Linked DNA regions of Mus musculus: region 2 is linked to region 1. A link is a loop called in an ENCODE intact Hi-C map of the cell type or tissue named here. Cell type or tissue: left cerebral cortex. All regions are shown on one strand. Each heading gives the region's core, and the rest is flanking DNA. Links, peaks and the distances in the headings are about the cores only.

Region 1 (4,388 bases), core at 159-4,158:
ATAAGAAAATAAAGCAGAGCCAAATCCAGCTGTACTAGTCATTGTTCTCCAGAGACACTAAATCCGTAGATACAAATGTGGATGTATAAAAGAGATATTGGCTCATGTGATTATGGACATTCAGAAGCTAGTGTCTGTAAGGCAGAGAACCAGAAGCCTGGGAGATATTTTCGTTCTATACACGAAGACCTCAGAACCAAGGGAGCTGGAGGTATTGGTTCCAGTCAGAGTGTGAAGAAGGTTTGTGGTCCAGGGGTCGATGCCTCTGGGCAGCAGAAGGTAGATATGCCAGTTCAAGCAGAAAGAATGAACTCACTCTTCCTCTGTCTCCTGTCTGATCTACTCCACGGATTGGATTGTGCATACCGGCTTGGCAAGGGTGGTCTTAGTCTATCAATCAAATACAGATCTTTTTCAGAAATACCTTCACAGGGCCTGGAAGAACGAGTGGCTTTCCGTTGCCATCCCTCAGTCAAGCTGACACATAGGATTGTCCATTGCATGTACAAACAGTAAGATCAGAAGTACAGAGATGGCAGAGCCCGTTGTAGCCTGACCTTGGTGTACAGCAAAGTGTTGTCTCCTTGTCACAGGGTGTTGTAGGGACCTCAAATGTGTGCAAAAGACAGCTTGGCAAGGCTGGACCTGTAGAAAACCAGTGGGGCCCTGAGGCATACAAAGCATCAAGGCCTTGGCTGTCTTATAGTTAGAGTCTTATACTGGAGTAGCAGGCAGCTGTATAAAGTCTAGAGGGCATCCTAGCCATAGCCAGACCCTCACTATGATGCTGTGGACTCATGCTTAACTTTGTCTTTTCTGGGAAGCCCTGTGCAGCTCAGGTGATTATGGAGGCTCAAATGCTTCCAGCAAATGAAATAAATCTTGGCCTTGAGTCTAATGATCACAAACCTTGGGATTTGTCACGCCACGCTTCAGTGAGGAATTCCCCCCCCCTGCCCCCAACAAGGATATTTTTGTGTTACTTACTATGCCTGCTGTATCCGAGGGTTTTGTAAACTGAGGCAGAGGAGTTATATAGCTTAGGCAAGCTCACAGATCTAGGAAGCAGTGACGGTTCTGGGATTTGACTTCTGCCTTGGGTGCAGCTGTAGGCTGTGGGACAGTTCTGACACAGGGGGTCCCCGCATGCAGCCTTCCTCTCTGAGAGTTTCCACCCCTGCCTCTCTGAGCTACCTAAGAGCTGAGGCTTGGACCTCAGTTCCTCTCCCAGCTACAATCTACTTCTGAGCTTCTCCCCAACCCTCCCCACCAAGCCTCTTTGACGTGCAAGTCCCTCCTCCCACAGTAGTGTTCTCCAGTGGCTGCCCTTCCTTCCTCTCAGGCCTGTTTCTATCCCTTACAAAAACCATCCCCGGTTGTTTTCAAAGTCACTGTTAAATATACCCAGAGCAGAAACCCTCAGGGAGAGACCATGCCAAGAGGATGCAGAGCTAAAGGGGAATAGTCATACCCTTGCACAAGCCCCTGGCAGACGAGCAGTGCAGATTATTGCTTTTGGATAAGCTTCCTAGGTGTGGAGGAACTTTCCTTTGTAAAGAAAGAGAATCTCGATAGGCTCTCTTTGTAAAGAGACTTTATGGGTAGCGAGGATGGAGCTAGAGACCTGCTTTTAAAGGTGGGTGCGGGAGGGGAAAGCTCTCCTCTGGGTCTCTCCCAGGGGAGCAATGAACATATGGTTGCGTGACACCTCTCACACTGTTCTCTGGGACAGTCTGACCCTATCTTCCCTCCCTGGGTGGAGTTGGATAGAGATGGGACAGTGACAGTGTCTGGCAGCCCCAAATGCCGACAGCTGTGCAGCCCTGGAATAATTGCCTATATCTGTTTCCCCTCCCTTCCAGGTCTTGGAAAGTGCTCCAGCAAAGGATGCTGTGCGGTGTGATGACCTGCAAAGGCAGCCCTTCCATTTACGTTTCAAACTCCAAGTCAGCCGTGTCAGAGTTGGAGCCGGGGCTACAGAGCTTAATGGGTCAGACGCAATTAGCAGCCCGGAGAGCTCACGCTGCGGTGCGATTTATTTATTTATTTATTTACCCATCAGATTCCAAGAATGCGAGTGCTTAAAAGCAACCAAACAATTGCTCTATTGTACTGAAAGAAAGCCCAGTTCATTCAGAAATCAATCGCACCACCAGGTGGAGCTCACTCTGGTCCCAAACAGATGGGGGCTGACCCTCCTCCCCAAACAGTGAAATCCTGTTAAATTAAAACCTCCATCCAGAAGTGGCACCAATACAGAACATGAACAGGATGGAGTCAGTTCCTTTCCGGCAAATTCTTTTCTTCTCCTGCTCTTTCCCCTTCTTTTGAAAAGAATTCAGCATTCCGGGTTCATCAGCGTTAGCATCTCTGCCGGCACGCAGCCGGCTACCCTTTGCGGTTCGTCGTGTTACTTTAATGCGACTGAAAAATTAAAGGGCAATATTGGGCCAATGCAAATGGTTTTGAAAAGCATGTGCATCCGTGCAGCGCTCTCGTTTAATTAATAGTCTGGTAAACTATTTGGTGCACTTGAAGTCAGCGGAGAAGCACAAAAACTCCATGTTAAATATCCACTCCATATTTAACAGGCTGCAGTGAGGAGCACTAGAACATGCAGGCCCTTCTCGAGTTTCACTGTCTGAGAAATTTCAAAGCTGACCCAAGTCAACCTAAAAATGTTTAACACCCTGGGCCTGAACACAAGAAACCCTGTGATGAGCAGACATTAATTACATTTTTTTTTCTTTTTTAAAGAAAATGAGAAACTTTTTTTTTTTTTTTTTTTTTTTTTTTTTTTTGAAATAGAGGCTTCGGAACCTAATTGGCAGCTGCAGAGGTAGTGAGTGAGAGCCAGATCATGTGGGGAACTTTTAACACACTAACAGGACTCAAACGAAAACTTGAATAGCAGACACCTTTGTTTCCAGTCAAATGGGCTGATTAAGAAATGAAGCATTTTAACGAGTTCTTAAAATGGAGAATTAATTATTTACATGTTAAAAATTAAAGCAGGGTTATGTGAATTCTACTCTTGCTTAGGAGTTGAATAGGGGCAGAAAGAGTGAGCCCATGGGTGACGCCTTAAGTCATGAAGTGAAATTAAGGATTATAATTTCTAGTGACAGAAGTAAGAACTGCTTCAGGTTCTAGGCCAGGTGGCTTGGCTTGATCCTTCAAGTCCAGACTAGTTATGATATTGCCTGGAAACACAAGAAAACTATACTGGGTAGACTGGATTGTGACAATTGAGCAACAGAAAAAAACTAGCTATTTTAATCCTGGCCTTTGGAAAGCAGAGGCAGAGGGATCTCTGTGAGTTGAGGCCAGAGAATGCTACTACTGAGTGAGACCTTGGTAGGTGGGAAGAAGGAAGGGAAGGAGGAGGGAGGGAGGGAGGGAGGGAGGGAGGGAGGGAGGGAGGGAGAGAGAGAGAGAGAGAGAGAGAGAGAGAGAGAGAGAGAACACACACACACACAATGCTGACTGGTGGGGGGTGGGCACAGGCCTGCTTTTAAGGGACCCAGGGAGAAATATGCAGCAAGAAGTGAACAAGCCGTTCTTTATCTTACTGACAGATGCATTTGGATGCAGGGAAACAAGGGGGTCTCAGTCATTCCTTGGATTCAGAAGGAAAAGAATGGGCATGTAACCTTTGACCCGTCTGGCTCCAGCATCTTTGTCCAGCCCTTTGGCCCTGACCTCCTCACATTCCAATATCCTGAAGCCAGGCTCTCCCCAAGCCTGCGCTGCAAATGATCTTGGTGTTGTGGATACACACTCATGGGCTCAGGTGTAGTCTAGAGACACCCCGCCAGGCTTGCCTGACAAACTTATAAAACTATGGGCTTTTGGGTCCCAAAGTGACCGAGTTGGGTGGAGTGGGGCCCAGGGTTCTGTCAGAGTACTGCAGCTGAGAATCACTGCCCCAGGCTCCACTTAGAGGCCACTGGACTAGTTCTTTAACAGGTTCCCTTGGTCAATTGCTCACACGTGGAAGTCTGAACACAAACCCCTCATTGAACAGAAAGTCCCTTAGGCCCCTGAGTCAGTTCTCCTCTGAAACACAGGGAGGGTAGGAAGGCTCTGTCCTTTAAACCGCGTCCAGTGGTACCTGAAATGTCATTTGACTGATGAAGGATGAGACGAGAAGGGAGGGGATTAATGACAAACGGATCTGAGTCCTTGCTAAAATAAAAACGGATTCCTACCCAGTGTCTCTTGAAACATAGGCCGTGTGGCAGCTTGTGTGTGGTGGGCCTTGTGTAGAGAGATGTGCGGTGCAGGAGAACAGATTTCAGCCAAACCCAGGATCCTGAGCTCTGGGAGAGGTGACGCCTTTCTTCTGTGAGGAGAAGAAAACTTTCTAGAGACGGGAGAGCAGACTG
Region 2 (4,388 bases), core at 150-4,149, 110 kb after region 1:
AAACTAATACATAAATAGATATATCATGGATAAATAAATAAGAAGAGACCAAGTGAGCTGGGTCTGATAACAGAGGCTTGTCGTTCTCAGCATGGGGGGAGGCAGAGGCGGGAAGATCGCAAGTTTGAGGCCAGCTTGGCCTATCTAGCAAGACTCTGTCTTGAATCCAACTACTCAGCCACATACTCAAACAAAATCAGTAAATGTATGGACAAAAAGGAAATCCACCCATTTGTCAGTGGAAGGAGCTTCTATTGATCCTTGTCTCTTAAAATGTCCCCCTTAGCCCTTGCAGGAGCCAATGAGCTGCATTTTCAGGTCCAAAGCCACAGGCTAAGGATTTGCTTCGGATTTGGACTTCCTTCTGAAGGCATCCTTACCTGACTGGGGTCCGAATTCATGTGGCTGTTTGACTTTGTCCATAATTTTTTTATTGCCGTAGCTACTGTTTGTTTTTCAGGAGAGAAACCAGAGCAAAGCTCCTTGAGGGGCGGGGAGATAAGAAACTCTCAGATACAGGGCATTCCAGGACTGCTAAATACCACGACCTCTGGTCCACAAGGCAAGGATAGAGTAGGCGTTATTTTCTCCTGGGGCAACTGTTGAAACCCACACTGAATGAAAGACAATCTATTATGGGAAGGGGAGAGAGCTTTCCTGACCACTGCCTGCATAATTTCCTATTTATGAGTATGGCGGTGGCCTCCGTATGAGAGCTTGTCCCACATATGATCTGGGAATTATTAAATGTTGACTATTAAATATTTTAGTTAGCTTTACACTGTGTTTATCTTCCTAGAATGATGAATATGCAGATTTAGAATGGAATTTCTTCATTTCCAGGCAAATTGTGCCATGTAGTCCTTGGCAAGCAGGGCCTCTGATGGGTGACTCACCATGGCGGGCAGCTTCTGTGTCAAGAAAGGCCACATCATCTCAAGACTCCAAGAAGAGGGACATTTAGATGGGGGCACTGTATCACTCTGGTGACAGTCTCTAGAAACTTGTATAAGACCGTGGCCTGACTTAGTGATTTTGAATAACAGTTCCCTAGCCTAGACACGCAGGGACAGTAAACATATGCCACTTCCAAGAGCAGGAAAGGGCAAGGTCCAACCAGAGGGCAAGGGAGAGAGGTCTCTGCCCCTGGACAAGCAGCCTTGAAGGCAGCACTTGCTACAAAACACACATCCTTGTCTTCTGCCTGTTCAGCCTGTCTGGCTCCATGGGCTCCAAGCCTCGGTCCAGGAATGCTGTGCTGTTGTTCCTGCGACTCCGCAGAATGTGTTTGCCTTGTTAAAGGCCAGCCCAGGACTAATTTTGCAAAGTAAATCTGGGAAACGGCTTAATTTCATTTCCCTAGAGATTTTTTTTTTCTGGAGTAAAGTTAGAAGAAATGGTAAGGCGAGCAGAGAAGCCACAGGCAGAAGTTGCAGGATTTTTTTTCCGCCCTGGTTTCTGGACTATGAATGGAGTTTAATGGATTTTCAGTAGGCAGTGGTGATTTTTAAGACTGCACTGCTGAGATTTATAGCCCATGAGATACTGCTATAAACTCTACGATCTTTAACTCGCATGTCTTCTTGAACATCCAGAAGAAACACACAAGGGACTGTGTCCCAGTGACTCACACTTGTGTTCCCACCACTTGTGTTTGTTGAACACCTACTATCTGCCAGGGATGGTCTCTCATCCTTCTCTCACAGCTGCATCATAGCCTCTTCCTTGGAAGAATAAAAACAACAACAGCAACCAAAGCTCACAAAACTCAGAAAAACCAAAAAAAAAAAAAAAACCAACCAAACAAAACAAAACAAAACAAAACCAATAACCAAAAGAAACAAAACAAAACAAACAAACAAACAAACACCAAGCCACTAAAACCATGGGCTGGGACAAGGCTCAGCTTATAGAGTTCTTGTATAATATTCTCAAGGCCCTGGGTTTAGTCCTAGCACTGTATGGATGGGGCAGGGTAGGAGTTATCTGTAATTCTAGACCTCAGGAGGTAGAGGCAGGAGTACTAGAAGCTCAAAAGTTATCCTTAGCTGGTCTGAACAATATGAGACTGTGTCTAAGAAAGTCAGAAAAAGAAAAAAGACCTGGCTTTTGACTTGAGTCAAAAATAGCCACTCTAGAAGAAACCCTAGACAGAACTTGCATTTTCCTAAGGGGTCAGCACAGGGTGTCATACACTGGAGAAGGAGCACGGCCTGTGGGCGTGTGCACTCCAACTCAACCCCAGGATCCCTGGCTTTCCGATGCTTTGCTGTGGCATACATTAGTCATTCTAGTCCATGACTTGCCCGGCTTTGCTGGCTGTGCCCTGCCTTCCTCTCCTCCTGCCCTTCACTTTCCCCACTGGCTAGCTGGGTTATTAGAGAATGACCCAAAAGAGGGAGCCATCTTCTCCAAATGGCCACAGCAGCCCTCTTGGTTGTGGTGGCTGATTAACGCAAGAGCTGGTGGCAGAGCAGAAGCCTGGGCTCAGGAGGAGAGGGATGGGGCTGCCTGCCTCACCAACCAGATCTTTGCTTAGGTGTGTGGTGGTGGTGGTGGGGGGCAGTGAGGCTTATAGGCTGGGCTGATCTCCTGGGCCCTGGCTGGAGTCCTTAGGAGTAAAGTGAAGGACCTAACACGGATCGGCAGTTAACTTACGCCCTTCACTTTTTATTTTATTTTATTTTATTTTATTTTATTTTATTTTTGTTTTCCAAATACTGTTTTATGTAACACACCTATGAGCAGAAGAGATTTGGCAAATGATATTCCGGAAGGAGAGCGGAGCTCAGAGCCTGGCCCATCCTCTCCACAGATCAACCCTCTGTGTCCAACCTCCCAGGATTTTGTTGGGACTAGCCTATCTCCAAGATCCACCTATATCGGAAGTGACCCGACAGTGATTAAGCTTCCCGAGGGCCAGCATTTAATCATCTCTCCAAGTCCCACCCTTTCCTTCAGTGCTTAGTAAAAGGCTAGATATATGTAAGCAGTCTGTGTTTATTGCTCCATGTAGTTCTTTGGTGACTAGAAAAACCACTTCAGAATCTATGTGCTTTTAGCCCATCCGACCCAGTACTTTAGAGCTTGTTTAGAATGGCAGAAATCAGCACGCAACTGTTAGTGCACCGGCCTCTTCCATCCCTAGGTGCTCAGGGTTGGTTCCTGGTTCACAACGGCCCCTTCGTCAGGGCTGGCACCAACTCAGGTGTTCCTGAGTTTTTCTGGGCAGCATGACTTTATCTCCCCAAGGGTTGGCCATGGCTTTATTGGTCGGAGAGTGGACACTGCCTTCAAACCAGGCCAATCAGAATAATCAATCCTCTAAGGTTTCCTAAATTGGAACCCAGGGGGAGATTGTCCATCTCTGATGGTGGCAACTCCTGAATGCTGGAATTGGGAGCTTTTTGGGAAACCAAACGTTTTGTTTCCCATCCAGTCTGGGAGAAAAGAGAGTCTCTCAGAGAAGAATGACCTAGATTCATGGTCTCGCTTGATCTCAAGTGTTTCTCTTGTGTGTGATATAATCTCAGTGTCAGAGAGCAGAGGCAGCCTTGGTTCCCATGCCGGCTACTGCAGGGGCTCAGAAGCGCTCTCTCTGTTCCCTCCCAGGGCTCTGCCTTTGAAGTTCAGCCCTTTTCTGCTTTTCGTAAACCGTCAATACTGTGTACTCTTCTGGATGTTAGAGGTATTTGCCCCCGTGATAGGAGGGAGTAGACACAGGAAAACCAAAACCACAATAATACAACAGCACTCAGAGGCTAAGGTATACAAGCAGAAAGATCTGGGGCCTGGGACCTGCATTTTGAGGTCAGAGAAGCCCCAGAGACCTGTTGCTACCCTCCCCGAGAGAAGCCTGGCCAGCCTGTTCAAGATCTGTACCTGCCATGACTCTGTCCCCAGAGAATCAGTTTTGCCGAGCAAGCTCTGGTGTACTGTTTCCCATATACCATACTGCACTGTGACATGAGAAACTGAGGAATAGAGGACTGAAGAAGCTTCCATAGTTCCTAACTGCATGCACATTTAGGTCTGGCTGTGTGAAAATCTAGAATTCTCAAATTGTTACTCAGGGAGAAAGGTATGAGAGACACTGGAATGTTCTACTAATGAGGAGCTCCAGCAATTAATTAGGAAATACAAACATGTCATGACCAATTCTGTCTTTCAATTTTAAAGATATATAAATCTAGATACATGTTGAGTAACCAGAATGTAATGTCTGGGTCCATCCTGTTGGACTGGGTCAGAGAGTTTCCACATGTCAGAAGGCCCCTGATGGTCTGTTACAGATCGAAAATGTGAGATATTTGTATAGGTTTTGTGCCTCGAGTTAGTCCTGTTACAAGGCAATTAGTACCATCTCCACTTAGAAAGTAGGAAATTAT

What was found. A loop is a pair of places that touch in the nucleus more often than their neighbours do. Peaks named below come from ENCODE experiments on the same cell type or tissue, not always from the same donor. Only the 100,000 strongest peaks of a DNase experiment are listed, where the experiment ranks them.
Region 2: it touches region 1 in a loop (1.9-fold over the local background); 1 of 42 quality-filtered maps calls a loop at or near these places.

The regions. Positions count from the first base shown.
Region 1 is chr3:144,365,370-144,369,757 of GRCm38, reverse strand. No RefSeq gene overlaps it. Among named protein-coding and RNA genes, the nearest start is that of Gm34434, 15 kb to the left of the region's middle. In left cerebral cortex, for the core only: a CTCF peak has its summit at 2,143 (motif pointing right); DNase peaks (open chromatin) are centred at 2,140 and 2,466; H3K4me3 peaks cover 740 bases; H3K27ac peaks cover 277 bases.
Region 2 is chr3:144,252,469-144,256,856 of GRCm38, reverse strand. No RefSeq gene overlaps it. Among named protein-coding and RNA genes, the nearest start is that of Gm46828, 18 kb to the right of the region's middle. In left cerebral cortex, for the core only: no CTCF peak of the experiment used is centred there; no DNase peak of the experiment used is centred there.